Linked DNA regions of Homo sapiens: region 2 is linked to region 1. A link is a loop called in an ENCODE intact Hi-C map of the cell type or tissue named here. Cell type or tissue: Calu3. All regions are shown on one strand. Links, peaks and the distances in the headings refer to the core of each region. The heading gives the core; the rest is flanking DNA.

Region 1 (15,724 bases), core at 3,199-11,198:
ATGGAAAAGCCATGTGAGCCAAGTTCTTCTGTAAGAACTTAAGGATTCCTTCTCTCCCCTGCCTTGCATTCTGATGCAAATACCTGGGTTATGCTGCCTCAGACATTGGCTCACTCAGTTCTGCCTGCCTGGAACGTTCTCATCCCCAATCTCCATCTATTAAAATCATAGCCTTATGGGCCTGGCACAGTGGCCACCTCCTTTATGAGGTCCTCCCTATGCCTAGAGCTATAAATAACCTCTCCTTCTGTGTAACTCAGTTCTTGCATTGCTATAAAGGAATACCTGAGGCTGGGTAGTTTATAAAGAAAAAACTTTTAATTGGCTCACGGTTCTGCTGGCTGTTCGGGAAGCATAGCACTGGCATCTGCTCAGCTTCTGGTGAGGCCTGGGGAAACTTCCAATCATAGCAGAGGGCAGAGGGGGAATCTGCCAATCACACAGTGGGAGTGGGAGCAAGAGAGAGAAGGGGGAAGGTGGCACACACTTTTCTTGTTTTAGTTTTAGTTTTGTTTTGTTTTGTTTTTGAGATGGAGTTTCGCTCTTGTTGCCCAAGCTGGAGTGTAATGGTGCGATCTCGGCTCACTGCAACCTCCGCCTCCTGGGTTCTAGCGATTCTCCTGCCTCAGCCTTCCAAGTAGCTGGGATTACAGGTGCACACCACCACACACAGCTAAATTTTTTTTTTTTTTTTTTTTTTTTTTTGTATTTTAGTAGAGACAGGGTTTCACTGGGTTGGCCAGGCTGGTCTCGAACTCCTGACCTCAGGCAATCCACCCACCTTGGCCTCCCAAAGTGCTGGGATTACAGGTGTGAGCCACCACGCCCTTTCCAACGACCAGATCCCGTGAGAAATCATTCACTATTGCAAGGACAGCACCAAAAGAACAGGGCTAAACTATTCGTGGTAAATCCACCTCCACAATCCAATCACCTCCCACCAGCCTCCACCTCTAACAAAGGCGGATGACTTTTTATCCAAACTCTATCACCCCCGTTTCCATTTCCACATCATAGGTGCATCCTTGTTATAACCATTATCATATTTGTCCTTGTTCGTTTGTACCTTAGGTGGGTCTCTTCCACTGGATCCTTGCTCTCAGCACTGGGGCTTACTCACCTTTCTCTCCTCCCATCCTCCTGGCCCTGTGCCTGACAAGGAAATGACTGTCAGTGAATTCACTCTGCACTGTGCTGACTCCCTTCTTTCCAGAGGTCTTTGATGTACACTGAGGTGGGCTCCTCAGACTCTAGCGTCTGTCATAATCACCAGGGGGGCTTATTAGAAACATGAGTAACACCAGATAAAATAGGATTGAGTGGAATAAAACACCAGTGCCATAAGGATCAGAAACGAAGAGGCAATGGGCAACTCCAGAAAAAGCAAAAAGCTGAACACAGCAATAAACATCACCACAGCACCTACTTTGATGCTATAATGAACAATATTGATAGAGTCAAAATATATTATTGGCTTACTGATTTCAACAAAGCAGCGATATAACTTTATTAGGAAGATGACAGAGGGTATGTGGGATGTTGTGGTATGAGAGAGTTAAATCCTATTTATTATAACAGGAAGTTAATAGGTAATGTCTAAGATGAAGCCATGGCTATGTAACCATAGTTTTTGAAAACACGGAAGAAAATACTAGAAGAAACACTTAAGTTAACTGTGGTTTCTCCTGAAGTGTGGGACTAAGTTATGGAGAAGAAAGGGGCAAGGGAGTGTTGATTTTTCATAGTAGCTTTTCAAAATGAGTTCATCTCTTGTCTATGAGTAAATATCACCTTGGTTAAAACTTTTTTTTGTTTGCTTGTTTTTTGAGACAGAGTTTTGCTCTTGTTGCCCAGGCTGGAGTGCAATGGTACCATCTCGGCTCACTGCAACCTCTGCCTCCTGGGATCAGGCGATTCTCCTGCCTCAGCCTCCCTAGTAGCTGGGATTACAGGCACACATCACCACGCCCAGCTATTTTTTTGTATTTTTAGTAGAGATGGTATTTCACCAACTCCTGACCTCAGGTGATCTGCCCGCCTCAGCCTTCCAAAATGCTGGGATTACAGGTGTGAGCCACCACGCCTGGCCTGTATTCTTTTTCTTTAAAAAAAAATTTTGGCCAGGCACAGTGGCTCATGCCTGTAATCCCAGCTTCTGGGGAAGCTGAGGCAGGATAATCACTTAAAACCCAGGAGGTGGAAGTTGCAGTGAGCTGAGATTGCGCCGTTGCAATCCAGCCTGGGCAACGAGAGGGAAATTCCATCTCAAAATAAAAAATAAAATAAAATAAAATAAAATAAGAATACAGACCTCTAGACTCCACCCCGGCTCTCTTAAATTAGAACCTCCAGGACTGGGCACCTGGATATTTCTTTTACAAGTTCCTTGGGTGATACATTTGATAACTGGTGTGACGCCTATATAGAGCTGTGGAAACAGAAGTACTATAGGCAGTCCTCATATGAGAACTTGGAAAGGAGATGGAATTTCCCAAGTGATTTGCCTATAAGTATGGTGAATACAGTTTCCAAACCAAAATTCTGGAAGTGTTTTGGAAATCCTCCAGGATGCAGGGTCCTGAGACTTTTGCCTCTGTCCATGAAGGTGGGGAAGAGACTCATAGGAAGATAGCACTCCCTGAGAAGCGAGGAACTGTGGAGGTCCTAAATAGCCTTAGCTCCAGGCACTATTGCAGTGTCTGTACCACACTTAAAGCACAAGACACAGGCACTGGCCTGGATACATGGGAGGTTCAGTCAGGCTGGGTACTGCCCCACATTGGCCACCACTGGGAGAGAGGGTGGAAGGGAGGGACATACAGCACCTCTGAGTGTTCCTTTTTTTTTTTTTTTAATTTGAGACAGGTCTCGCTCTATCATTCAGGCTGGAGGGCAGTCACACGATGATGACTCACTGCAGCCTCAACCTCCCAGGCTCAAGTGATCCTCCCAGAGTAGCTGGGACCACAGGCACACCCCACCATGTCCAGCTAATTTTTTAAAAAAACCTTTTGTAAAGAGAGGTCTCACTATGTTGCCTATGTTGCCAGGCTGGTCTGTAACTCCTGGTCTCAAGTGATTCTCCTGTCTCAGCTTCCCAAAGTGCTAGGATTATAGGAATGAGCCACCAGGCTGGGCCTCAGGGGCTTCATTCTTGTTGCCTTTTACTTAGGCCTCAGGAACAAAAATCAAATGCTATGAGAATGGAAAAAGAAAAGGCAATTAGAAACTCCAGAAAAAGTTAAAAAACTGTGCAAGAAATTGACTGTAATAAGCTGAGGTCAGGAAAGAAATGGGGATGGGAGGATTCCTCCTTTTTCTGCCTTGGAGGTTTTGCGTCCCAAGCAGAAAGGGAAGAGTACTCTGTCCCTGAACGCGGGCTTACAGCCAGGCTGCCAAATATGGAAGAGTCAAATTCCTCCCTCCTCAATTCTTTGAGAGGTAAAAACACTTCTGTTTTTAAAGATTCACTCCAAGATCATTCCAAGTGCAGGATAAATAACAGGGATGCACCTTCGAGTTGGGTCGGGACCACCTTTCATTCCCAAAGGATTTTAAATACCAGGGATTCAGTGACAAGAACAAACGAGAAACTAATTTTAATAAACACTTGCAATGTGTCAGGCCCTGTTGCAAGCTCTGTATGTGAATCTGGTCATTTCATCTTTACAATCACTCTTGGAGGTAAGTACTGCTATCATTCCCATTTTACAGATGAGAAAACTGAGGCTCAGAGAGGTGAAGGGACTTATTCAAGGATACCTAGACAATCAGTGGAGATGAAGGATTCAAACCCAGACAGCCTGGCTCCAGAGCCCCTGCATCATCCCGCACCTGTTACCCCCAGAATCTGCAGGATTCAAACCCAGACAGCCTGGCTCCAGAGCCCCTGCCCCATCCCGCACCTGTCTTCCCCAGAATCTACAGGCTTTGCTCACCTTCACCGTTGAGGCTCTCCTCGCAGGACTGCCAGAGCCCCACATGGAACCCCCGCTGAATGAACTTGTCATCACCCAGCTCCCAAATGTACAGGACAGCCTGGCTATTGTTGTCCATCCTGCCATTGCTGCTGTTGTCCCGTTTGAAGTGAATGCAGTGCTGCCCTCCCGGCTGGTCCTGGCACAGTGGCTTCACCACCCGTCGGGTCCCCTCACACCAGTGGCTGCTGACCACGGCGGTGAGGGAGAAGGTGAGGGCGAGGCAGACAGGGAGGAGGAGCAGCGCCTGCTGCTGCTTGGCCCTGTCCATGGCTGAGTGAGGTGCGTGGGGCAGGATGAGCTGTGGGGCCCCCTCCTCCTGCCTCGTCACGGTACCTGCCCCTCAGCTCTGCCATCTGGCATCCTCACACAGCCTCCTCTCACGTCCCCCTGGAGAATTGCACGTGCTGCCACACCAGATCCAGAGGCACAGAGCCGGGGCACGTTCCTGTCAAGGGTGCTGGCCCTGCCATTCTCCCCAGGAGGTAGGTGTGCGGGAGGGCATTGTTTTTTTTTGTTTGTTTGTTTGTTTGTTTTTTTGAGATGGAGTTTCTCTCTTGTTGCCCAAGCTGGAGTGCAGTGGCATGATCTTGGCTCACCTCAACCTCTGCCTCCCGGGTTCAAGTGATTCCACTGCCTCAGCCTCCTAAGTAGCTGGGACCACAGGTGCATGCCACCATGCTGGGATAATTTTTTGTATTTTAGTGGAGAGGAGGTTTCACCATGATGCCCAGGATGGTCTCGATCTCCTGACCTCGTGATCCACCTGTCTCGGCCTCCCAAAGTGCTGGGATTACAGGCGTGAGCCACCGTGCCCAGCCAGAGGGCATTGTTTTTAAATTGTGGTAAAACACACATAACATGAAATTAACCATCTCAACCTTTTTTTTTTCTTTTTTTGAGACAGAGTTTCACTCTGTCACCCAGGCTGGAGTGCAGTGGCACCGTCTTGGCTCACTGCAACCTCCACTTCCTGGGTTCAAGTGATTCTCCTACCTCAGCCTCCCAAGTAGTTGGGATTACAGGTGCCCGCCACCATGCCCGGCTAAGTTTTGTATTTTTAGTAGAGACGGGGTTTCACCATGTTGGCCAGGCTGTTCTCAAACTCCTGACCCCAGGTGATCCACCTGCCTCGGCCTCCCAGAGTGTGGGATTACCGGCATGAGCCACCACACTTGGCCATCTCAATCTTTTTTTTTTTTTTTTTTTTTTTTGATATGGAGTCTCACTCTGTCGCCCAGGCTGGGGTGCAGTGGCATAATCTTGGCTCACTGCAACCTCCGCCTCCCGGGTTCAAGTGATTCTCCTGCCTCACCCTCTAGAGTAGCTGGGATTACAAGCGCACGTCACCACACCCGGCTAATTTTTGTATTTTTAGTAGAGGCGGGGTTTCACCATGTTGGTCAGGCTGGCATCTCAACCATTTTTAAGTGCAAAGTTTAGTGGCATTAACTACGCTCACAGTGTTGTGCAACCATCACCACCATCCACCTCCAGAACTCTTTTCATCTTTCATCATCTGTACCCATCACACAACTCCCATTGCCCTTCCTCCTCTGCTTGGCAGCCACCATTCTTCTCTCTGTTTCTATGAATTTGACTACTCTAGGTGCCTCCTGTAAGTGCACTCATACAGTATCCGTCCCTTTGTGACTTGCTTACTTCGCTTAGCATAATGTCCTCAAGCTTCATGCATGTTGTAGCATGTGTCAGAATGTCCTTCCTTTTTCAAGGCAGAATAATATTCCCTGTGTTTGTTGGATAGCATTTTGTTCATCTATTCAGACACCTGGGTTTTTTCCACCTTTTGGCTGTTGTGGAGGGTGCTGGTTTTGATGGAAGACCAGGGGCTGTTTGGGTGGCTGTCTTGGTGAGACAGCCTCACCATTGCCTTTTGCATGGAGCAGGTCCTTAGTGTTGGATTCCGGAATCAGGGAATCCCAAGGACTTCATAGGCCTGTTTCTTGTCCAGCTCTATGTAGAGAAGGACTACGGAAAACAGATGCTTGTTCCAGGGATGCTGGGTGATGCGAGGTACAGGCAGGCTACCTCAGGGCCAAGGTGCTGTGCAGAATGGGGAGGGCAGCATGTATCCCACTTGGCTGCAGGGTTCTGAGGCCAGGGGCCCGCAGATGCTAGAAGACAGAACCCTGGGCACCATCGCTCAGGCCCTCACTGAACGGGGCACTGGCAGGAGCAGTGATGCTGAAGATTTTTAAGGAACTCCTCGGGCAGAGGACACTGATGAAGGTGTGAGGGCAGAAGATTCTGCAGAGCATCCTGAAAACACACAGGCTCTTGATGATGTGTTAGACACCTCCTGAATACCCCCCAGACAGAATCTGGAATCTATGTGCCTGGGCTAGACAGTGATACTGGGTTAATATCACTCCATCTATACTTTGCCGCTGGCCGAGTCTGGGCACCTGTGTCCTGTGCTCTCACTGGCCTGGTGGGGTGTCCAGTCTCAAGGGAAGAGGCCTTACTAAGTTCCATCGCTAGAGGGCAACCAGCCAATGGGTGGGGAAGTCGTGTGTGGCCCCCAACTTTCATCCCTTCAGAAATAAAGGATGTTTTTGAGAAAAAGTTGCAAGAGATGAGATGGAATATTCTTGCAAAGCAGGTATTTTCTTTAAAGACAGACCATTTTCCAGCATGCAACTTGGAAGATGATCTTTAATGAGCACTCACAGAACGGAGTTGCAGCCACATTCAATGACCAAAGTCCATCCCTTGGGTACTTTCTCCCTCTGGGTCACTCCATCCTGCTCTCTGCCATCCCAGAGAGATGACCACGTCAATTCCAGAGGTGACACCACTCTGAGTCCATTTCTAGGGTCTTTGTTCTAGTTGAGCTTTTCATTGTTAAGGTCTAAAATCTTGTCACATGGAGTTTTTAAGATTTTTAGGGATGTCTATTAAGAAAAGCATGGCTGCTTTTCCCAACTGTTCAGAATTCATTCAGTTGAAAAGTTACCCAGGATGAGTTCCTATGTTTGACTTGAAGAGGGAAGGAAAAAATAACACAAAAACAAAACCAAAAACGAAGTGAAAACATGTTCTTCTTGCCTCTTGCTGACTCACTGTTCCAACCAATCAAGACATCTTCCACCTGGGCCTCCAATTTGGGAGGCTGGGAGACATTGCAGGGACGCTGGGAGCTGGCCTGGGAGAGGTGGAGTAAGAAGTTCCAAGCAGAGCCTTTGGGAGGCATGGCGATGAGCCTGCTAAGAACTCACCGGAGAGGGCAGGGGCAGGACAGGGCACCCTCCCAAGTACCTGTGCTCAAGCAACTCTGGTCAGAAGACCTGCCTATCCGGTTCTGCTGTTTACTTGCTGTGTGGCTTTGGGCAAGCCATCCAACCTCTCTGAGCCTCAATGTTTCTCAGCTGTCAAATGGAGAATTCATCGTATCCTCATGGGGTTATTGTCAGGATGTGCGAAATAGGATGGTGGGTTAAAAGACGTTGTCAATGTGAGTTGTGGGGACAGCCTACTCCTGTGCTGGTTAGTAAGTGATGTATCATCAATTCCATAAAAGGGTCTGTCAGGTGGGCTGAGCCACATGTGCTTAGAACAAGTGGGCATTCAAGATGAGTGAATGTTGCACTTTTCAACACACTGTTTTGCTATTGTGTAGGCATAACCTACGCCGCTGATTGGGTTTTTGCTTCATGGCCTGGGCTGGGAGCTGTTCTCTCCTGAGCTGAGCAACCACCTCTCCTGCAGTCTCTGCATAAACAGGACCCAGAGGAGATTTTGCCTTTGTGGTTAGCCTCAGCCCAGCCTGGACAAGCTTAATGCCTTAGAAAGAAATACCCTGCCTCAAAAAGACACCTGCCTCTAAACTGGCTCGAGCCCCATCGCCTTCTGCCAGCCATTCCTCTGTAGCTCGAACCCCAGCCTGTCTCAGCCAGCTTCGTGCATTGAGCAGAACCTTCAGGGTGGAGCCCGCTGACCGCCTTGTTCTTTCTCCTCAGCCTGTCAAGGAAGTCCCAGAAAGCACAGCTGACTTAGGGAAGGTCTGGGAAAAATCTCCCTGCTTTTGGGGGGGCAGGGGCGGGGGATGAGCCAGGGCCGAGAAGGAACTCTGAAGACTCCGTAGATTGCTCTAGACCGCCTCAGACACTCTCGGCGCAGCGTGGAGAGGATTTGTGCAAACATTTCCTCTGTGGACCAAGAGGAATGCAAGAGGAGGCTGCCTGCGGTGCATCTTGGACGGCTAGAGAGATGTACCCCTACTTGTGAAGGTGCACGAGGAAGATGAAGCTGGGATCGAGCAGGGCAGGGCCTGGGAGAGGAAGCGCGGGACTCCTGCCTGGCGTCCACGAGCTGCCCATGGGCATCCCTGCCCCCTGGGGGACCAGTCCTCTCTCCTTCCACAGGAAGTGCTCTCTCTGGGCCCCTGGGAGGCCCTTCCTCACTCTGGTCCTGCTGGTTTCCATCAAGCAAGTAAGAGCAGTTCATTATTATTATTATTATCAGTTGTATTTCCTGATTTTTTTTTAAAGAAGCAATTTAGGCCTCATGTAAGCAATTTGGAAAAGAGAAAACAGTATTAAGAAAATAATGAGCCGCCATAATCCTAGCATTCAAAGGTAATCACTGTTCATATTTTGGCATATTGTCCTCAAACCTTTTCTCTATGCATTTGTTTTTTTTTACAACAGCTGATATTAGGAAGCATAAAACATGTTGTGTCCTGGTCCCCCCAACCAGCCCCGCATCATATTATAAGCATTTCCCCACGTCAATGTGAGTTCTGCAAATAGCATTTACAATTGCTGCACATATCCTTCTGTTTGTCTTCAGTATTCTCCCAGCTTTGAGTATTTAGGTTGAGCAAATCCATTTTTCTTTTTCCTTTCCTTTCCTTTCCCTTCTGTTTCCTTTTTCCTTTCATTACAAAAATGTTGAACGCTAATTGTTTTTTTAAAATACAATTCAAAGAAGTGAAATGCAAACTACAAATCACTCTACTTCCAACAGCTGCAGATCATCCTCATTCACATTTGGGGGCTTATACTTCCAGACATTTTTCTACCATTGTTTGCATACAGTTTTTTGTTTGTTTGTTTGTTTGTTTTTTGAGATGGGGTCTCGCTCTGTCGCCCAGGCTGAAGTGCAGTGGTGAGATCTTGGCTCACTGCAACCTCTGCCTCCCGGGTTCAAGTGATTTTCCTGCCTCAGCCTCCTGAGTAGCTGGGATTACAGGTACGTGCCACCACCCGGCTAATTTTTGTATTTTAGTAGAGATGGGGTTTCACCATGTTGGCCAGGCTGGTCTTGAACTCCTGACCTCAAGTGATCTACCCGCCTCGGCCTCCCAAAGTGCTGAGATTATAGGCATGAGCCACTGTACCAGGCCTACATACAGTTTTTTTTTTTAAACAAACACAGGCACATACTATAAATATTATTTTGTAATCTGCTTTCTTCATAACAAAATACACTAATAACACAGCTGACATCACTATGGAGCACTTGCTCTGCACTGGGTTGAGTGCCAGGTGCCCCCGTTCCTCATATTTTCTCCTTCTGTGTTCTCAGCAACCCTATAGACTGAGGTTCTCTTGTTAATCCCCTTTTACAGATGAGTAAACTGAGTCTCGGAGAAGTTGAGCAACATTCGTCCATGTTAGTAAATGTAGATCCATGGTATAATATTTAAGGGCTTTAAGGGTTTATTGTAATGTCTTTAACTATCCTCTATCGTTGGGCATGCTGGTAGCTTGCTTTATTCTATCCAAGAAGATTAGACCTTCGTCCTCTTTCCAAGTTTCCATTTGGATACTGGGCTATGGGCAGTATAAAAGGATGATGGGAAGGAACCCCAGTTCCACTTGTCTGAATAACGAAAGTAGCTTAAGGAATGGCTCAGACTGGGCACGGTAGCTCACGCCTGTAACCCCAACACTTTGGGAGGCTGAGGTGGGCAGATCACAAGGTCAGGAGTTCAAGTCCGGCCTGGCCAACGTGGTGAAACCCCGTCTGTACTAAAAAATACAAAAATTATCTGGGCATGGTGGTGTGTGCCTGTAATGCCAGTTGCTCAGGAGGCTGAGGCAGGAGAATTGCTTGAACCTGGAGGTGGAGGTTGCAGTGAGCCAAGATCACGCCATTGCACTCCAGTCTGGGCAGTAGAGTGAGGATCTGTCTCAAAAAAAAAAAAAAAAAAAAGGAATGGCTGTCTTCCTCCTTCGTTCCATGGGCAGGGTGAGTCCCTGTTCATGGTCTTGGAATTCTAAACCCCTCCAATCCCCATGTAGGGCAGGCTGTGGTACCAGGTCTCATGAGGGTTCACCTCAGGCTTTCTTTGTTGCAAGCCTGGGGCTAGACAGGCAGATAACCCCTGCCAGATTTCCTACATCCAGGTTCCCCTAGAGGCTGCCTTCAGGCCCTCATGGATTGTAAATGTGAGCCCAATCAATGGTTTCATGGAATTCTTGCCATCTTGGCAGCCTCTCCCCCAGTGACCAGAACATCCTTCAGGAAGGTGGCCCTGGCCTGCCTCTGGTCCCAGGACTTCAATGTGTTAGTGGTGGGACCATTTGGTGGGAGGGTTGGTTCAGAACATTCATCCTTGCTTCCATTCTCTGGATATCTCATATCAACACTGAGTGAGTGTATCCAGCTTATCATGTAGTTTTGTTCACAAATGTGGATTGCTGACCACATGCCAAGCCCTGAGACAGCGCTCAGGATATTATCATAAAATGCTTCCTCACACATCATCTTACTTAATCCTCAACACAAGCCTCTGAGAAGAGTGTTATTACTGAGCCCCTTTTACAGATGGGCAAATTAAGCTTCAGAGGAGTTAAATGGTTGCGTTCGATGCTGTAGCTCCTGAGCACTGTAGCCGTTGTGCCTACCCGGGGTGTTTGAAGCCCTGTGTTTTTTCTTCCGGAGTGCTCTTGGGAGTTGCTGATGTATGAATATTTATGTTACAACAGCGGAATCTGCAGAGCCTCGGGCCGGCTTACCAGGCTGAGAAAGCCACACCTTGACCCTTTCAGTCTGGTATTTTTATAATCAATAACATGTCTGCTGGCAGTGTCTGCTTCCACTCTCTGCCACCCAGTCTGCGTTTTCAGAGCATTTCTGGCTGTCTGTCCTCCGGGTGTGTCTGTAATTCTGATGGCCTTACTCTTGGTTCTCCATCTTAACCCCATATTCCTTTTCTAGATGTTTATATTACAAGGCTTTGTGAAGACTTTCATGATAAATTCTGCTCATAGCCTCTTTCCCTGCATGGAATATAAATGACTGTGGTGTGTGTTCTGGCAGGAAGTCTTCAAAAATTTCACTTAATGAGAAATTCTCAGGGATAGTTTAGTTTCTAAATTCAAGCAGGGAGGTAGTGTTATCCCCACACCACTCTCTCCCACACTCGTTTAAGTTATTTAGCAGTTGCTTTGGCATCAAAAACATAAACTATCTAAGGATTTTTGAGAAGTACATTGCGGCCCTTTTATACATGGATGGCAGGAGGGTAAAATGGTGCATATTTAAAATTTTTAATTTTTTTTTTTTTTTGGTGAGGGTAGACAGTTTGGCAGTCAAAAACCTTTAAAACTATGTGCATTCTGTGACCCAGAAATTCAAATTCAAAGAATTTCTAAGAAATAAAGATGTGCTCTCAAATGTTCAACTATGAGGATTTTAATCACAGCATCATTTACGTCAGCAAACATCTTAAAACAACATAGGCATTCAACGCTAGAGGATTTAAAAACTAAATTATATCACTTTTTTTCATAGAATGTTATGTAGCTGTTAAAAGGATGCTTTACTTCATTTATTATTTATTTCTTGAAATGGAAATATATTCACAATATTGGTCTTCTAATGAAACATAAAAGGCTTTGAAACAAGATTATTCCCTTTGAAGTCACAATAAAAAAGAAAAGAAAGACAATGAATGTGTCTTTCATTCACAGAGAGAAGAATCTGGAAGTAGATGGTAATTTCTGAGTAATGAGATGATAATTTCACCTTCTCCCCTTTTTGCATAGCTGTGATTTCTATTTCATCTACAGTGAAGTGTATTCCTTCTCTAACAAAGAAAAACAGATTTATTTAAAGAGAGTCAGTATAAGGATTTTTCTTTCCTTTTCCTTAATCCCTTCTCGGCCAAGTTCGTTGCTGATGCTGGTTGCCTATGCAAGGGAAAAGGAATCAAGGTCAAGCTGGACTTTTCCAGTTGGAAAAAAATTCACCCGTATATCTTCTTTCCTCATGACTTTGGGAATCTGGCTGTGATTGAACTTGGATGTACCCCTTGTGTTTTTTATGTCTTTAGGGCAAGGGAAGACAGTCTGAGTTTGTCCAGCTCTCCTAGACTGACAAAATTCAGTACTTTTTAGTTTTAGTTTGTTTTTCTGCTTTTGACTATGGCCATTGGCCATGGCAAAGAATGGAGGATAGGGGAACATTACTCCAGAGGCTGATTTTATTGTCTCTTCCTTAATCAGGTCCCGGAGAGGTCCCTGGGGTCATAAATAGTACTTTGTCCACCAATGGATCTTACACTGATGACTTGGAGGATTCTAGAAGCTTATTATTTGGTTAGCAACTCATCTGCTGAATTTGTAAAAATGATTTAGAGTCAGTTATGGTGCCATTAAAGATGTTTACTTCTTTAAACAATATGTTAATAACTTACATGCTTCCTCTTGGGCCGTAACTCAGAGAGAGATATTAATAGAGATTCCAAACTCATAGGAAACTGAAATCAAGGGATAAATGCCAATTATTGTATCATTATTATTACTTATTGGATAATTGCATGATTCTCAAACTGTGTGCTTGTATACCCCAGGGCACCACTGTGAACTCACAGGGGTGCTATGAGATATTTTAATTTTTCAAGGGAAGTACAGTGATATGTAGCATTTTCCAGACACCATGCAAACTACTAGCTTAAGGTATTCATGGTGTTAACATTAGATCTCACCCCCTCCCTTTTGATGATGTTGTCTCTTTGCAAAGCTGGGTTTTCCACAGGTCCTGTGATTACAAAGCAAGTATAGCACAAAAATCAGTGTGGAACAGGAAATAAAGGTGGTGGCATCCGATCTGATCCTAAAGCTTGAGAAGTTGTGCAATGGACAGCAGGCACTAAGCTGTTAAGGCATAAATATTTATTAAGTTGTTTGGACTTACTTACTTAATAAGTGGGGCTTTAGATATATCTTTTGGCCTAGAAGTGCTGTGGAAAAATTACTGAGTCAATAAGTTTGGGAACTGCTGGTCTAGTGATGACCACACTAGCTCTTCTTCAAAAAGTCGGCTGTGTGATTGTTGCTGCACTCCCTACTGGTATACCAGTCCTACCTCATTCTTTTGGGATAACCTTAAATCTACCTGGCCCTAGAAAACATTTGAGCTTGTTGCCCCTTGTGAGAAGAGAGAAAACCTTAAAGCCAAATGATTAACTGGGTGATATTAGCCCAGATCATTTACTGAACCCTTCCTCATCCTCCGTCTCACAAGTGAGCCTCTGGAAATGAAGGACAGCAAGAGCATTAACTCCAGCCCTGTGCTGGGGGCTTGTATTCAGAGATGAAAGACACCTCTCAGTCCTCAAGGAGCTTATGGGATAGGGAGGAAGATGGATAAGTGGCCCACCAATGACATTGCAGTGTGATGGGCCATAGGGATCGGTCATGCAGGGGAAGGGTGACAAGCTCAAGACTCAGGGAGATGAGTGGTTAAGTGTGGCCAAGGGTCTCTAGGCTTGAGTTGGGCCTTGAAGGATGACTAGGAGTTCACCAGGTGAAAATGAGGGCAGAAGCGAGTGCCAATGGGAAGTGCAAGGATGAGAAGTCATGAAGGAGCACGACTTGGGACAAGGATGGCTGAGATGCTAAATCCTGAGACCACAGGCCTTAAGTGGAAGACTGTAGGCAGGAGAGCCCTGTGCTCAGCTCTGGCCTGTTCTCCTGTCACTGTGGAGCAGTGTGGAGGGTGGATGGTGGCACCAGGCCAGAGGAGGAAAGGAAGACAGGGTTGGACAGGAGAGACGTTAAGGAGGTGGGGTCGATGGAACCTGGACAAGGGGAAGGGAGCTGCTGTGGACGACTCCTGGTTTCAGGTTTCTAATGGAGAGAACTGAGCCACACTTGGCATCGTAGGGATGCCAAAGACGACAGACCAGAATGCCCTTGGCCTTGCATGCCAGCCAGTTATATAGCTGCCGTCTCTAGAACAGATTCTAAGTCCTTTTTAGGGTAGGGGCTGTGTCTCGCTCATCTCTGTATCCTCTTTAATTCCTCCTTAACACAAGGCCTGGCCCACAATAGGTGCCTGATGAACAATAGAAGAGAAAGCCCTTTTTAAAATCAAAAGAAGCCCAGGTATAGTGGCTCATGCCTGTAATCCTAGCACTTTGAGAGGCCAAGGCAGGAGGATCATTTGAGCCCAGGAATTTGAGACCAGCCTGGGAAATGTAGCGAAATCCTGTCTCTACAAAAAATACAAAAATGAGGGCCCAGTGCAGTGGTTCATGCCTGTAATCCTAGCACTTTGGGAGGCTGAGGAGGGCGGATCACAAGGTCAGGAGTTCGAGACCAAGCTGATCAACGTGGTGAAACCCTGTCTCTACTAAAAATACAAAAATTAGCCAGCCACGCCTGTAATTTCACCTACTCAGGAGGTGAGGCAGGAGAATCGCTTGAACCCAGGAGGCGGAGGTTGCAGTGAGCTGAGATAACGCCACTGCACTCCAGCCTGGGTGACAGAGGGAGACTCCATCTAAACAACAACAACAAAAAAACTTAGCCGAGCATGGGGGCATGTGCCTGTAGTCCCAGCTACTCAGGATGCTGAGGTGCGAGGATCACTTGAGCCTAGGAGGCAGGGGTTGCAGTGAGCGGAGATTGTCCCATCACACTCTAGCCTGGGCAACAGAGTGAGGAGAACTTGTCTCAAAAAAGTAAATAAATAAAATAAAAATAAAATCAAAAGAAGTGGTACAGGTACACAACTAGAAGCTGTTACACAGCCCAGTTATCTGGAAAGCCCAAAACGTGCTATATTTCCAAGGTTCAGTGGCATGAAATAGTCAACGTTAGAAAGGAAAAAACTCCCAACTCCTCAGTAGCTTGATGAAGTCTCTCAGACACTTCTCTTTGTACTGAACCCACTTCCGAATTGACTTCTCAAGAATAGATCCGGGCCAGGCGCGGTGGCTCACACCTGTAATCCCAGCACTTTGGGAAGCTGAGGTGGGCAGATCACGAGGTCAGGAGATCAAGACCATCCTGCCCAACATGGTGAAAACCCATCGCTACTAAAAATACAAAAAAATTAGCTGAGCACGGTGGTGCGCACCTGTAGTCCCAGCTACTCGGGGAGGCTGAGGCAGGAGAATCGCTTGAACCCAGGAGGCAGAGGTTGCAGTGAGTTGAGATCGCACCATTGCACTCCAGCCTGGTAACAGATTAAGACTCTGTCTTAAAAAAAAAAAAGAAAGAAAGAAAGAAAGAAAAGATCCTATAACCTGAGCAGAAAAAATCATGGTCACCTCCAGAGCAGAGAATCTGTCTACTCAGAGCCTTTGAGCCTTTGACTTTGGACCTGCAGATACCTGGGCAATGCAGGCTTCTGCAATCCTCTGGTCCTTCTGTCACATTGTTGCGTCTTAGTGTGATGCGTCTCTCTTTGGGATCTACGTAGTCTTAGAAGCATGCAACTATTCATGTGGGAGGATGCAAAAGTTTAGGATAAGAATTTTGCGTACT
Region 2 (15,724 bases), core at 4,265-12,264, 66 kb after region 1:
GGACAGTGTTACAGCCTGAAGTTATCATTCTATCTGGGGTGAAAAAACATGCTGATGGGCTAGCCAGAAATTTTACGGGAAGATTTGGGGAATGAGACAGCCACAGTGGGCCTTGACAAGCCCCCACATATTTCTCAGGTTGACTGGAAGGTTGTGTACATGCATAAGGTTGCATACACACTCAAGAAGGACCAGAAAGGACATTCACACATTTCTGGCTGAATGTGAGTTTCTGCACACATACAGAGGAAACATGAGGGGGTCTGGTGGAAAGTAAAAGCCAGGGAAGGCTTCAAACTGAACTTTGAATGTGTTCCCCAAGTGACATATGGATCCATTGGCAAAGGGTATGGAAGTCTTATGGGCTTGAGGTGTTTGAAAACAACTTCTGATCAATCATTGGCTGATTATTAAGCTATTGGAAACAGCATCAGATGACCAGATTTAAAAATAAAAACCAAAATTTTTTAAATGAGCAGAGACATCACTGGCCATATACCACAGCAGAGACAGATTCCACATAACTAGTAGTCCAGACAATTTTCTAAACAAACCACCACCACCACTCCAGGGATGGGGACTGGGGAATCAGAATCCTGAGTTGTTATAATATATTATCTAAAACTTCCAGTTTTTTCCAAAAATATGAGATCTGCAAAGAAACAAAAAAGTGTGACCCATACTCAGGACAAAAAAAAAAAAAAAGCAGTCATTAGAAACTTTCTGGGTGGGATAGGGGATGTCTAGATGTTGGACTTATCAGACAAAGACTTCAAAGCTATTATAAACATGTTCAGAGATTTAAAGAAAAAGTTGTTGAAATAATTAAAGGAATTCAATTATCTCAATTCAATAGAGAACAATTATAAAATAAGAACCAAATGGAAATTCTGGAGTTGAACACTACAATAACTGATATGAAAATTTTATTAGGAAAGCTTAGATTTAAGATTGCAGAATAAATAACCTGTGAGCTTGAAGATAGGTCAATGAGATTACCCAGTCTGTGGAAAAGAAAGAAAAAAGAATGAAGAAAAATAATAGAGCTTCAGAGACCTGTGGAATGCCATCAAGCATACTAACATACACATAGGAGAGTCCCAGAAGGAGAGTAAAGATAGAAATGGTAGAATAAATATTTGGATAAATAATGGTTGAAAATTTTCCAAATTTGAAGAAAAATGTTAATCTACACATCCAGGAAGCTTGATGAACTCCAAAAAGCATAAAACAAAGAAATTCATGCCTGGAAACATTACAGTCAAACAGTTGAAAGCCAAAAATGAAGAGAAAATATTGAAAGCAACAAGAGAAAAATTGTTCATTACATGTAGGGACCAATGATACAATTAACAGCTGACTACTCATCAGAACAATGGAGGCCAGGAGGCAGTGGTATAAAATATTCAGAATGCTGAAAGAAAACAATTGTCAATCAAGAATTCTAAATCCAGCAAAAGTATGTTTCAAGATAAAGGTGAAATAAAGACATTATCATAAAAACAAAGACTGAGAGAAATCATTATTGGCAAACACCCCTTTCAAGAAATATCAAAGGATGTCCTTCATGCTGGAAGAAAACGACAACAGACAGCAACTCAAATCCACATGAAGAAATAAAAAACAGTGGAAAAGGTAGATACACAGGTAAATCTGAAAGGCTATGTGTAGGTTTTTTTTCTCATAACTGATTTTAAAAATACAAGATTGTATAAAATAATAACTATACATTGTATTTTTGGGCTTATAACATATAAAGATCTAATATATATGACAAGAATATCACAGGAGAAGAATGAGTAAATAGAGATATATAGGAGAACATTTTTATATTTTACCAGGCTTAAGTTAGTGTTAATATGAAATAGATTGTGTTAAGATGCATGTTGTAATCCCTGGAATAAACACTAAGAAAATAACTTTAAAAAATGTATTTAAAATACTAGCAAAGGAATTAAAATGGTACACTGGAAAGTATCTGTTTAACATGGAATAATTTCAGCCTCATGGGATTCACAAAATATCCCTATGAAGGATAAATTATTATACCTATTTTAAAGATGAAAGAACTGAGGCTCAGAGGACTTTCACATGCTAACATGTATCAGAGATGAGGTTTTTATTCAGAGGTTAAGCCCCTGCCTGTAACCACTATGCCATAGTGCCTCTCAGGTGCCTTGTGAAGATTAGAACCAGGAGACACCAAGTTCCCTATACCAGTCTTAAAGGTCAAGTGCTGTCTGATATATTGGAGCAATATACCAGACAGGGTCAAGTGCTGAGATTTCGTACACAGAGCAGAGAAAATGTGTCCGCCCACTGCATGCTCACCAAAGGCCGAGGAGCCAGAGCCTGAAGTGTGGTATGAGCAGTTGGACAATATTTTTTTCCCTCCTGTTGGAGTTGAATTCTTTGTGGCTTTGAACCAAGACAGAGGATCCATAAGCAATTTTTTTCCCATTATGAAAACATGTTTATTTCAGTCTTTTAGGGAATTTCAAAAGATAAGGTTTAGTAATTTGGAATTTTTGTGTTCCTGGCCGTAATCTTCTTTAAAAGGTAGTCCTAAATTAGAGGGGGAAAAAAAACTCTGCAGCTGTTATGTAGTAATATTTGGTGGCCTTTTTTCTCCGGAAGGCATGGGTCAGGCAATGTGAGCCCTTGATCACCTGATCTCACTCACCCAAGGCCCGGTAAAGACAAGTAATTCATGTGGAGCTATGTGAGGCAGATTTCTGAGAAAGAATCCTAGACTATCAGACTCTTCTGCCTTGGGAGGATGTGTTGGTCATCTGATTCTGTGTAATAAACCATGCCAAAACTTCATGGCTTAAAATAGTAACCATTTTATTATTATTATTATTATTATTATTATTATTATTATTACCATTATCATTATCATTTTGAGATGGAGTTTTGCTCTTGTTGCCCAGGCTGGAGTGCAATGGTGTTATCTCGGCTCACCGCAACCTCCACCTCCCAGGTTCAAGCCATTCTCCTGCCTCAGCCTCCCGAGTAGCTGGGATTGCAAGCATGAGCCACCACACACGGCCTCATTTTAATATTTTTAATGATTCAGTAGACTGGGCTGCTTGGGCTCAGGGTAGATAGTTCTTTTGATACATGTGATTTTCGGCTGGGGCTGCAAACGTCTGAAGGCCCAATTGGAGTGGCACATCCAAGATGGTTCATTCACATAACTAGACATTGACGCTAGCTGTTGGACAGGACCTCAGCTAAGACTATATAGCTCAGGGGGCCTCAGTTCTCCTCCATGTGGCCTCTCCATGTATCTTGGATATCTCACAGCATGGCGGCTGGACTCTCAGGACCTTCCTCCATCTTACTTCCTCTAAGATGGAGGAAGTAGAAACTTCCAGCCCTCTTAAGTCATAGGCATAGAACTCCCAGAATGTCACTTTTACGACATTGTATCAGTAAAAAAAGGAGTCACAAAGTCATCCTAGATTCGAGGGGAGAGAAAAACTAGGTCCACTTTTTGATGCGAAGAGCAGCCTGAGCCCACAGAAAGTAGAGGAACCATCAAGGCCATCTCTGGAGACTAGCTACCAGCATGGAAGATTTGTTCCTGAAGCCAGCTAGAGCTCTGCTCATCACCCTGTACTGCTGAGGAACGTGAGGAATCAAAGTGACTCTGCAGGGTGTTTTGTACCAGGACTGAGCCAGAAAACACACTTAGAGGGCTTGTGTGTGGGCAGAGGACTCCCACCTTCGGAATACTCCTGCCGTGTTTCTCTGCATCCCACCAGGCAGAGGCAAGAGCACAGGTGGGCAGATGTTGGGGGAACTACACTTGGTGGATCATTTTAGAGACTCCACCATGGGAATTGGCAAGAACAGGCATCAGCCCTAACAGCTTCCTTTCCTTGCTGCTTTGGAGGGTCCTTTACTCTTCCAAGAGCCTACTGCTTAGAGAGTTCCACCAGCCTCCTGCTATCAGTGGAGCTTTGGAGAGACTGCCAAACAGCGGTGACATATGAAGTAAGAGCCATGTGTTCTGTGGGACCCACTCCCTTCACACTTGCTTAATCTAGAATGAGAACCAGACCCTAGGATGTTCCTAAAACTGTGAAGCAAGCACCCGAGGAAGTGAAAAAGACACATTTGTCATGTGGAATCCTATTTTAGCCAACTTGTTTGTGAGAATCCTGGCACCCTAAAAGCCAGCTCTTCTGATATCATGTGCCCAGAGGCAAATATTACCTGTCCCGCCAACCGCATAGGGCAGCTGTGAACCTCTGACCAGATTGCATGTGTGAAAATGATTAAGTGATAACAGTATGCCCCTGTTATGGAAGCTATAGCCATGGAATATCTAGGTGCATAAGAGAAGGAAAATTCCACATTCATGGGCAGAATCCAAGCATTTGGTTGATGTCGTGATTGCCAGTGTGGAGATCCTGGTCTGGCTCCAGAAGGGACATGCTGAACAAGGCTTACATAAGGAAGAGCAGAAAAGCCTTCCCCAGTGCCACATTTCATTATCATCAAGAGATATAAGAGGAGTCAGCCTGCCACTGGGACCTTCACTCTTTAGTTGGAAATGCATCCTTTCCTTGTGAGTTCTGGCATTTTCTATAAACATGCAAGCATTGGGCCCTGCACACACATCCAGTTCCAATATATCAGACACACTGCCCAAATTCCACAGACCCTTACATCAATTAGGGACAGCCAGGACATGTAGGTGATCACAGTGACTATCTGACAAATCAGGATATGTAGGAGCCTGAGAAAGACAATGGAAACAAGCATTAACTGGAGCACCTTAGATTCCAGCCCATTTTGGGCTGAGTATTGTGGCGATGGTCATCCTGGAACATGGGAACCACATGACTGACAGCCCTGCCAGAAGCTCAGAGAGTAGGGAGGGTCAGGGGCCAAAAGGAAAGGATGCAAGTCAGGCAAAGAAAAAAAAAAAAGGACCAGGCACAGTGGCTCATGCCTGTAATCCCTGTACTTTGGGAGCCAAGGCAGGCGGGTCACCTGAGGTCAGGAGTTTGAGACCAGCCTGCCCAACATGGTGAAACCCCGTCTGTACTAAAAATACAAAAAATTAGTCGGGCGTGGTGGCGTCCGCCTGTAATTCCAGCTACTTGGGAGGCTGAGACAGGAGAATGCTTGAACTCGGGAGGCGGAGGTTGCAGTGAGCCGAGGTTGAGCCACTGCACTCTAGCCTGGCGACAAGAGTGAAACTCCATCTCTAACAAACAAACAAATAAACAAACATTAGCCAGTGCCCACTATGACCAAGTAGAGATGCAACAGTGACCTTGCCCAATATTTGTATAATTGAATGAATGACACAAGGTCTTGGGGGTTTAATCATCATTGACCCATGTGCACCTGTGAACAATCTAAGCAAACACCTAGGCTGATATAGGCGGAGCAGGGCGGGCGGGGCGCTGGATGTCAAAGTAAGAACAGATGCCATGGAAATCCAAGTTAATGTAACCAGTATGACTAATTCTAGTTAGTGTAAGCAATGCAGTTGCACGCCTCTTCTGGAGACTCCTTACGACCTGTGCAGGGCTTTGGACGTTGCCAGTAACTCTCAGACACATCTTCTCCGGAGTCAGATTTTATGCCATGTCCTCCTTTTGTTTCAGGGGTTCCTGGTGGCCTTGCAGTATGGTTTTGCCAATGGAGAGGTATGATTTCCACGTTGCCATCCTGGTTTCATGTGAGGTTGGGACTGCAACCCTACCCACCTCTGGAGGTTTCTGTGGATGGGATGATGCTACGGGAGAATGTGCAGTGACCAGCATGTGTGGGGACAAATTTGTATTGTGAGCTTCCGGTACAGAGAGCAGGAGGCAGCTTAGACAAATGGAAAAAAGGTGTCGGGATGGGTATAAGGGAGTTCAGAAGCCAGCACTGGCTCTGCTGGAGATGCAAGGAGTATTCAAATGTGACAGAGGAAACAAGCTTGAACCTCAGAGTCCAAAAATCTGAATTCACGCCTTGGTTCACCCTCAGGAGTTCTGTGAGTTAGCTGGGTCACCGCACTTTGTTTAGCCTCACTTTCCTCATCAGTAACATGGGAGCAACAATCATCCCTGCTTTGTAGTCTTGCTCTGGGTATGCTGAGCACATAGCAAATAAATGCTCAACACCTGGGAACTATGATTACATTTTTTTAAAAATTATTTTTATTTTTTTGAGACAGAGTCTCACTCTGTTGCCCAGGCTGGAATGCAGTGGCATGATACCAGCTCACTGCAACCTCTGCCTCCCAGATTCAAGCGATTCTCATGCCTCAGCCTCCTGAGTAGCTGGGATTACAGGTGCCCACCACCACACTCAGCTAATTTTTATATTTTTAGTAGAGATGGGGTTTCACCATGTTGGCCAGGCTGGTCTCAAACTCCTGATCTCAAGTAATCCACCTGCTTCAGCCTCCCAGAGTGCTGGGATTACAGGCATGAACCATGAAGCCTGGCCTATTATTGCTTTTAGTTATTCATATTATTGCATAGCCCAACCAGCTCTCTGCTTCCCTGGGAAAAGATTTGACAGTGGGAGGGGCAGAGGCCAGAACAGGTGTTTTCTCCTGTCTTTAGGAGTTGGTAGAGTTTCCAACCCCTTTTCAACCTCCTCTCGCCCTACTACAAGTGTAAATATTTATTTCTGTCTCCTCCCATTATGTACTTCCACTTACATAGAATGTACATAGCTCACATTCTATGTAAGCTTCTTGACAGCAAAACCATCTTCTGTTTTGCTCACTGCTGCTTCTTCTGTATCTTCATGCAGGGGGCTCCTCACCTATCAAGCAGGTTTCAGCTCACATGCCACCCCGGCAGAGTCCTTTCCTGAACACCCTGTCTTAAGTTTTTGTTTCTTTACCGTATTGTCCTGCTTAGTACTCTCACAGTGTCATCACCACCAGACATGTTTATGTATCTTTGTTTCTCCTTGTCTCCCCCAGTTAAAAGGTAAATTTCCCAAGGGTGGCACAGAGTAGCTACTCAATTAATATTTGCTAAATGGACACATGGCTAAATGACTCCAAGACAGTAACCTCTCACTTGTCTCACCCGGCAGGTGAAGGCTGAGCTGCGGAAATACTGGGTCCGCTTCTTGCTAGCCCGCCACTCAGGCTGCAGAGCCTGTGTCCTGGGGAAGGACTTCCGGTTCCTAGGAAAATGTCCCAAGAAGCTCTCGGAAGGAGATGGCGCTGAGAAGCTTCGGAAGCTGCAGCCCTCACTTAACAGTGGGCGGCTCCTACATCTAGCCATGCGAGGTCTTGGGGAGCTGGGCGCCCAGCCCCAACAGGACCATGCACGCTGGCCCCGGGGCAGCAGCCTGTCCGAGTGCAGTGAGGGGGATGTCACCATGGCCAACACCATGGAGGAGATTCTGGAAGAGAGTGAGATCTAGGGTGGAGTTCCACCACCCTGGCTCTGCTCCCAGGGACTCTTGAGGGGGCCCAGGAAGAGGAAGCAAAGCAGGACACACGTTGCTGGGCACGGAATCATTCTCGTTCCATTCACCATGCCACTTTGATATGAAAGCTATCACAAGGTTCTTCAAGCTCTGTATGAAAGAGGCTGTGTGTCATGCTCACAGCCTCTGCCTGCTCTTCTCATCCTAATAACCCCCACCAGTGTGTTTTCCACAATGCCCACCAGACCCTAGGGCCTGGCTCTAAATTCAAGCCAATGAAGTCCCACCATGAAGAGAGGTCTCCTGTTATAGAGAAGCCAGCCAATATCTCTTCCTTTATCCCTTGGGGTGCATGCTTTCCATCTGAGGTTGGGTTTAGGGTGCGTGAAAACCTCCTAGGAAGCTTTTAAAATGCAGAATCCTAGACTTGTGGCTAAGATTCTAAGACAGTGAGTCTGGGACCATGGCCAGGAATTGGAGCTGTTTAATAAGCATCCCAGGTAATTCTGCTGCAAGCCCACCCTTGGAGAACACTGGGCAGGGTGAGAGGGAGCTAGAAGCGCCCCCATGTGGCCATGGCAGGATGCTGCAAGAGACAGTCTGCTCTCCCAGGTCAGCTGGGGTGTGCCTGCCCTCCTTGGAGAGTATGTAACTCCACCCACCAGAGTGCCACTCCTCTCTGCTCTTCCTCTCCTATCAAGTCTTGCCTCTCTCTCTCTTTGCCTCAGTTCTCTGTCCCTGCACAGCAGGAGTTCTGCTTGATCCTCCCTTTGAGGATTGGCCCCAGTGCCTGGGGACCCTCTGAATGTCGTCTTTGGTCTGTTCCTCTCCTTTCTGGCTCTATCTACCTTTCTGAGTTTGGCTTCTACCAGCCTGATTTACACTACCATTCTCTTGGGGCAAGGAATGTCCCCACCATTTTTGGTTTGCCATTGATGCATTGATTGTCACACCTGTTGTCCCAGGAAGTTGACCTATAACTCTCCATGGCCAGAGTCCCTGCTGATCAGAATTCAATTTGCCCAGTGGGAATAAATACTGAAAGCAGGAGGGCCCAGGTAAAGCAATAGGAGTTTGGCTGGATCTGGACATGCCCAGGGTGGCTCTGAGAGATCCAAGACTTTGCATCCACCAGCCTGTGGGATCTTTCCTGCCTACTGTGACCCATGGAGGCTGAGGAGGGCCCAGGCAGTTGGGGTCAGGCTCAATGACTGAAAGTATAGGGCAAGAGGCTGTAGGAAGATCAAGGGATGGACATCCTTTGGAAACAGTGTGTTAATGCACAGGAGTGTCACTTTCATGGTATGTAAAATGCATGTGTACGTGGGTGGGGTATGTTGCTATGGGACTAAATACCACCTTGTCTTCGGGGGAGTCAGTTTGATACTCCTCAAGCAGGGCTGCCATATTTAGCAAACAAAAACAAGGTACTCAATTAAATTTGAATTTCAGACAAATAGTCTTCTTGTATAAGTATATCCCATGGGCATATTTAATCTGAGATTGGAATTCAATCATGCATCTTGTCTTTTACTGGCATCTCTGTTTTCAAGGATACTTTGCCACAGGGCTGGGACTAGGGTGAAATAATCAAGGCACTCATCTCTAAAAAGCTCAAAGTAAATGATCAAAATAAATCATATTTTAATGCAATATTCTAAAAAAACAAATTAACAAACTACAGCCCATGAGCCATTTATAGAAATGAAATTTGATTGGAGCCAGGGGCAGGATAAGGGTGAGGCAGGAGAGGCCAGCTCTTGCAAGTGCAGGCTCTGGTCCTGACTTTCAAATGTTGTCTATGAGGGACTTTTAATGTGAATTTTTATTTTTAGACAATTGCATTAAAATGTTATTTATATTGACTATGGGGACTTTTGGGGCCCCCTTAAATTTTGCACTTGAAATGGGATCCCCACTTGTGTCACCCCATAGTCCAGCCCTGGTTTTAGGATGGGGATGGAGGCAAAGGCATCAGGCAAGTAATGAAGCAAAGGTTTATTTTTTGGTGTCCAGATTATCCATAGCTCAGTCATGAAAATCTATGTCTTTCTATTTTTCTCCTTTCTGCAAATGTCCCTGCCTCGGCTCATCAGCCAATTAGCTCCTAGAAAGCTGGGGTCATCTCGTATTCCCAGCAAGTACCCAGCACAGTGCCGGTTCAGAGCAGGTGCTCCACACACATTCCTGGAATGAGACAGCACAGAAATGGCTCTCGGGAGCCTCGGATGCTGCTGGGAGTAAGTGATCCAGGACCTTACCGCTAAGAGGAGAAACTTTTTTTCAAAGCATTTATAAATACTCCCTCCACCCCTCACTCCACAAATGGGGTGATCAACACTTACTGCTTGCTCTTGTTCTGCTAATGATTAAAACAAGTTTATTTAATTTCATTTGCATTTTGTTGATTCTTTTACATTTGTCTCTCACTGGAGCTGAAGGTCTCTCCCACCCATGAAGAATGCGATGCACTATTCCTGGCCAGAAGTGAGGAAAAGGGCTGTGGCGTTTAGCCAGGGACCTGGGTGCTCCAATATCTTAAATTTGGTCTTAGGGACCAGAGGAGTGGGCAGAGGGGCCGGGACCAGAAGCAGAGGTCAGAGGTCAAAAGAATGGAAGGAGAGTGTCTCCCCTTTTATAGACCACCCCATTGGTCACTCAGCTTGCCTGTTGCTTTGAAGATCTAGTCTAGTGGTTCTCAATCCTCGCATTACAATCCCTTGGGAAGCTTTTTATTTATTTTTATTTATATTTATTTATTTGAGACCCAGTCTCACTCTGTTTCCCAGGCTGGAGTGCAGTTGCATGATCTCAACTCACTGCAACCTCCACCTCCCGGGTTCAAGCAATTCTCATGCTTTAGCCTCCCGAGGAGCTGGGTCTACAGGCGTGAGCCACCAGGCCCAGCTAATTTTTTTTGTATTTTTAGTAGAGACGGGGTTTCACCATGTTGGCCAGGCTGGTCTTGAACTCCTGACCTCAGGTGATTGCCTGCCTCGGCCTCCCAGAGTGCTGGGATTACAAGTGTGAGCCACCACGCCCAGCCCCCTGGGAAGCTTTTTTAAAAGACCAGTGACAGGGTCTGACCCCAGAGGTTCTGATTGAAATGGTCTTACTAGACCTGGGCATTGGGATTTTTATAAGTTCCTGAGTGATCTTTTTTAAATTGTGGCAAAATATATATAACATAAAATTAACCATTGTAGCCATCTTTTTTTCTTTTTGTTTTTTGAGACAGAGTCTTGCTCTGTCACCAGGCTGGAGTGCAGTGCTGTGATCTCGGCTCACCGCAACCTCCACCTCCCAGGTTCAGGCAATTCTTCTGCCTCTGCCTCCCGAGTAGCTGGGACTACAGGCGCCTGCCACCACTCCTGGCTAATTTTTGTATTTTTAGTAGAGATGGGGTTTCACCATATTGGTCAGGCTGGTCTCAAACTCCTGACCCCAGGTGATCCACGCGCCTTGGCCTCCCAAAGTGCTGGGATTACAGGCGTGAGCCACCGCGCCCGGCCAGCCATTATTAAGTGTATGGTTCAGTGGCATGAAGTACCTTCTTACTGTTGTGCAGCCGTCACCACCATCCATCTCCAGGACTCTTTCATCTTCCTGAACTGAAACTCTACATCCATTAAACAATAGCCTCCCATTCTTTCCTCCCCAAGCCCCTGACAACTTCTACTTCCTGTCTCTGTGAATTTGCTTATTCTGGATACATCAGCTATAAGTGGAACTGTATAGTATGTATCCTTTTGTGATCAGCTTATTTCACTCCCATAGTGCCCTCAAGGATCATCCACCTTGTAGTGTGTGTCAGAAATTCCTTTTTTAAAATGCTGAATAATATTCCATGCATACCACATTTTGTTTATCTGTTCATCCATTGATGGACACTTGGCTTGTTTCCATGTTTGGCTATTGTGAATAATGCTGCTATTGGTAGGGATGTATAAACATCTGGTTTCTGTTTTAAAAATTTGAGTATACCTACAAGTGGAACTGCTGAATCATATGGTGATTCTATATTTTCCCCAACAGCTGCGCCATTTTATATTCCCACCAGCAATGCATGAGGATTCCAAATGCTCCATGGCCTTTGCCAACATTTATTTTCTATTTTTTTATGATAACCATTCCTAATGGCTGTGAAATGGTATCTCATTGTGGTTTTGATTTGCGTTTCCGGAATGACTAATGATGTCAAGCATCTTTTTATGTGCCTGCTGATTAGTCCTTTGTGAGTCTTCTTTAGAAAAATATCTATTCAATTCTTGGCCCATTTTTCAATTGGATTGTTTGTTTTTTGTTGTTGAGTTGCAGGAATTCTTTATGCATTCTGAATATGGATACCTTATCTATTATTTGCAAATATTTTCTCTCATTCTGTAGATTGTCTTTTTGCCTCTTGATAGTGCCCTTTTATGTAGAAAAGTTTTAAATTTTGTTGAAGTCCAATGTGTCTATTTGTTTTTCTTTTGCTGCCCGTGCTTTGGCATCAACGCCACCTGTGTGACTTTAATATGGGACCAAGGTTGAGAACATTGGAACTGAGGCAGAGGGGAAGGAGGTGAACCCTCCTCTGGAAACTGACAATACCTTGCCGAAGTCCAAATAAACTGAGTCTTTCTCCCATGTAGCATTTAGAGCTCAAATTCTTCCACAAGCACAGACTCAACTGATTCTCACAACTCTTAAGTGACAGGCAATGTAGGTGTGGCTGGCCCAGTTTTATTTTTTAAGGAGTGGTCATCCAGCTGGAGCCTAAGAGCCTGAGACACAGACATTTTTGGGCTTGTCTGATGAGTTTATATAACCATTAAGGGGCAGAAATGGGAGTGAAGTGGACAGCAGTACGGCGGCTGACCCCACTTGGCTCCATGGTCAGAGTCTGAGCCTGGTGAGAGAAGAGAAGCTTCAGACAAAAGCTAGGAGAGCTGTTTCCAGGAGGCAATGACAAAAGCTGTTTCCGTGACACATGCTACTTCCCATGGGGCTGTTCTGATAGACTCTAACCTAGAAGGCTCCTCAGCAGATCAGCACACAGCTTGGGTACATTAGGAGCACTGTGGCCTCGCCTGTGATTAGGAACGTAGTACTTGAGGGCAGCAATGGCACCTGGCACTAAGGGATCTATGGGTGAATCTGTGTGGGACACCTCCTGGAGATGCTAAAAATGCCCAAGAGACACTGCACAAGGGGCTGGGATCTTATGTGGGCAGGTGGCAACAGAAGCTCAGGCAGTTTGGATTATTGCTCTTAATGAGACCCATTTCTGCCCTTGAATTTACATGTACTTGAGGAGTCAGGGATCTAGAGACAGGAAATGACTTCCCCAAGGTCTCTATAGTAGACATCTATTTTTAGAATCTGCCCTTCTTATAGTACCCCAATTTTCCTCTTGGAAAAACCACTCATCTCCTACTGTCAGTCCACGGAACTTGAGTTGTCCTGACTCTATCCTCAGTTCAAGGATGGGCATAAAAATCTGCTGGCCAAGCAGAGCAGTACATCCTTCTGGCATCAGATATTGAGTCAGGCATGGGCATATAACTAACCAGAGACAGTGAGATGCAATCCTGACACTTTGGCTGGGACTCTTAAGAGAAAGCATTTTCTCTTTTCTGCTGAAATTGGAACCATGAAGAAGGCAGCCTGGATCTGCTGGTGACCGTCCTGCCAGCATGGGAAGAACCTGTCTGAGAATGGTGGTGACAGCAGAAACCAGAACCAGGAGAGGGAGAAATGAACTCTGGGACATTGTTGGAGCCCCTGGATTAAGCCATACCTGAAGCTAGCCCTACTCCTAGAATTTCAGCTATAAGAGCCAAGCAATTTCTATTTGTGCCACAATAATTTGTGCCAGGTCATCTACCTTTTGCATCTGGAAGAGTCTTGATGACATAGCTCATCACTATCTCCACCTCCTCTTCCCTGTGGCCAAGTTGAACTTCATGCTTTATTTTCCACAAAGTGTCATACAGCTGTAGAGAATCTCAGCCCAAGTGGTCCTTCCACCCTAAGCTAAAAAAAGAGGCACTAATTAGGTTTTCACTCTTTGGCTCTCCCATTGAACCACAAACCAGCAAGGACCTAATTATGCAGTGTCTGTCCTTTTAGACTCAAGTGACAATGATAGACTGACCTCAGAGAGAAGTGAAAAGCCCCCAGCCTCATCCTCGAAGCAACCAGATTCATTCATGGAGTGTGGTGGAAAGAGCATTGAGCCCTTTGGTTATATTCCTAGAACACTCTGGACTGGACCCACAGAGTCTTTTATCTCCCACTGAACTGGCTTCTATATAGCCCACTATGTCTACATGGGAGAATGCCTTGGGTAGATGATTCTAGTAATAATCCTTCTCCTCCCAGAACCTCTGGACTCATGCCTTGTAGCCTCCTTCCCCTTTCCATCTCTGACATTGTGCAATCCTAGAGTTCTCTATCCTGCTGTGTCCAGGTCAAAACTATTGGAGAAATCTGGTGTAATCAAAGGGACTCCAGTTTAAGTACCAACTCCTACTCACACTTCCTGCCCTCAGTATCCTCATCTGTATTGTGCAGATAATAACATCTCCATCAATGAAATAATGATGGCAGAGTCTAGCATGGTGCACGGTTCATAAGTGTTTATTCTCACGTTTGCTCTCCACACAGAGGAGTGCTCTTTGGCAGTGGTGATTGTGTCATCTCTGTGGCTAAAGTGGGGTCTGGAGGCATCACCACAATACCAGCAACTAGAGACTCCTCAGCCTCAAGAGGTTGCAGACAGGTCAGTCAAGAATCCAGGGTATCCATGCATTTTTCTGACCTCATCTTGGAACTTGAGGCTGGAGAATAAATGGGCCTTCAAAGCAACAAATCCAGGGATCTTGGAGAATGCACTGATGGAGTTCCTGGGTATCCCAGGCCCTGGAGCTTTGAGGAGGCAGTTGGGGGCCGGTGGGTAGCCCTTGCCTGACCTCTGCTCATCAGCTGGCTGCCCTTGGGCAAGCTGCTTCCTGTCATTGGGACTCCTTTTCCTTGTCTCTAAAACAAGGGGCTTTAGGGCCATCTATGGCTCTGCCTTCACCTCATACTATATTGAAGCTGAATTCATCATTGTTCCCTGAAACCCCAAAGACTCTCTGTATTTCTCATCTCCATAGATGGCATTGCTATTCACCCACTGCCCAAGCTACAGGCCTGGCTGCCATTCCTGCCCTCTCTCCTCCTGCCCCCTCAGCCAGCCAGGTGGATGCTACCTCCTAAATGTGTCCTCACTGGATCTGGTCCTCTCCATCCCATTGCCTTTCCCCTGGCCCAGGCCATCTGAGTGGCTGCAAAAGCTTATTCATCGGGCTCCCTGACTCCAGGGAGCCCCCAGTTGCTCCTCTCTGACTTATTTTAGCCTGCTGGGGACTTCTCTTACAAACATAAACCCCTCCTACTTCCAACTCCACAGTGGCACCGCTGTCCCCATGGTGAGCCCCCAAGTGCTTACCACAGGCTGCAGGGAGGGCTTTGCGTGGTCCAGCCCCCGCCTACCTTTTAGATTCAGCTCACACTTTGCTCTCCCTCCTCCTTCTACCCTCCAGCCACCCCGACCTTCTCCTGGAACTCGAGATGGTCATTCATGCCTCAGCGGCTCTGTGTTGGCCGCCTTCTGTTTGAGACTTCCCCACCCCGACCCCGTCCCCCGCCTCGTGTGCAGTGGTTCTGAATTTAAATCTCCCTTCGTCAGGGATGTGGTCCCTGATCCCCCCTGACAAGTCAGCCCCTTCCACTGTGTCCTCCCCTGGTGCTCTGCACGTTTCCATGGTAACCTGGGCCACTGGTCATGGCTCCTTCCAGGTTCATTGTCCCCTCTGGACCATGAGCTCCATGACAGCAGGACCGCATTAGACTCATTCCGCACCAAAGCAGCCCAGCCTAGGGCTGCCATCGCAACACAGCCTTGTCTTTGAGGTGTGACTGATAGAAATCATTTCCTTTTCCAGTTGAAGGATGACCAGCAGCCACGTGCCCAGCTCAGCTTGCGTTTATTGGAAACTGCTTACCCAGCACTCCACAAAGGAGCTTACAGCGGGGTGACACTTAGGACTCCTATGGCCTAATCCTGGGATTAGCACAGGGCCATGGGCTGGTGGACAGAGGGAGGGGTGGGACCGGGCATGATGGGAGGGAATGCTGAAGACCCAGGAAGAAGGAACCAGTGGGTCACTACAGATGCTTCAGTTTGGCAGGGAGCTGTGCTGTGGGCTTGTGTGCAGGCCTTTCTCTTGGCCCTGGGGTGGATGTGTGTGTGTGTGTGTGCGCGCGCGTGTGTGTGCATGTGTGT

Evidence for each region. Hi-C counts contacts between places; a loop is a spot of excess contacts. Peaks named below come from ENCODE experiments on the same cell type or tissue, not always from the same donor. Only the 100,000 strongest peaks of a DNase experiment are listed, where the experiment ranks them.
Region 2: a loop joins it to region 1, with 3 times the contacts of the local background. A loop is called at or near these places in 4 of 110 quality-filtered maps.

Annotation. Positions count from the first base shown.
Region 1 is chr17:9,817,824-9,833,547 of GRCh38, forward strand. GSG1L2 (GSG1 like 2) reads right to left here and starts at 4,256. Exons shown (of 5, transcript NM_001310219.2): 1 at 3,939-4,256. The coding sequence starts at 4,248. GLP2R (glucagon like peptide 2 receptor) reads left to right here and starts at 8,101. Exons shown (of 13, transcript NM_004246.3): 1 at 8,101-8,429. The coding sequence starts at 8,241. In Calu3, for the core only: CTCF peaks have their summits at 6,453 (motif pointing right) and 6,745; a DNase peak (open chromatin) is centred at 10,978.
Region 2 is chr17:9,882,302-9,898,025 of GRCh38, forward strand. GLP2R (glucagon like peptide 2 receptor) reads left to right here. Exons shown (of 13, transcript NM_004246.3): 12 at 5,631-5,672; 13 at 7,069-9,798. The coding sequence ends at 7,404. It overlaps RCVRN (recoverin), which reads right to left. Exons shown (of 3, transcript NM_002903.3): 3 at 14,019-15,724. Among named protein-coding and RNA genes, the nearest start is that of RCVRN, 15 kb to the right of the region's middle. In Calu3, for the core only: no CTCF peak of the experiment used is centred there; a DNase peak (open chromatin) is centred at 7,990.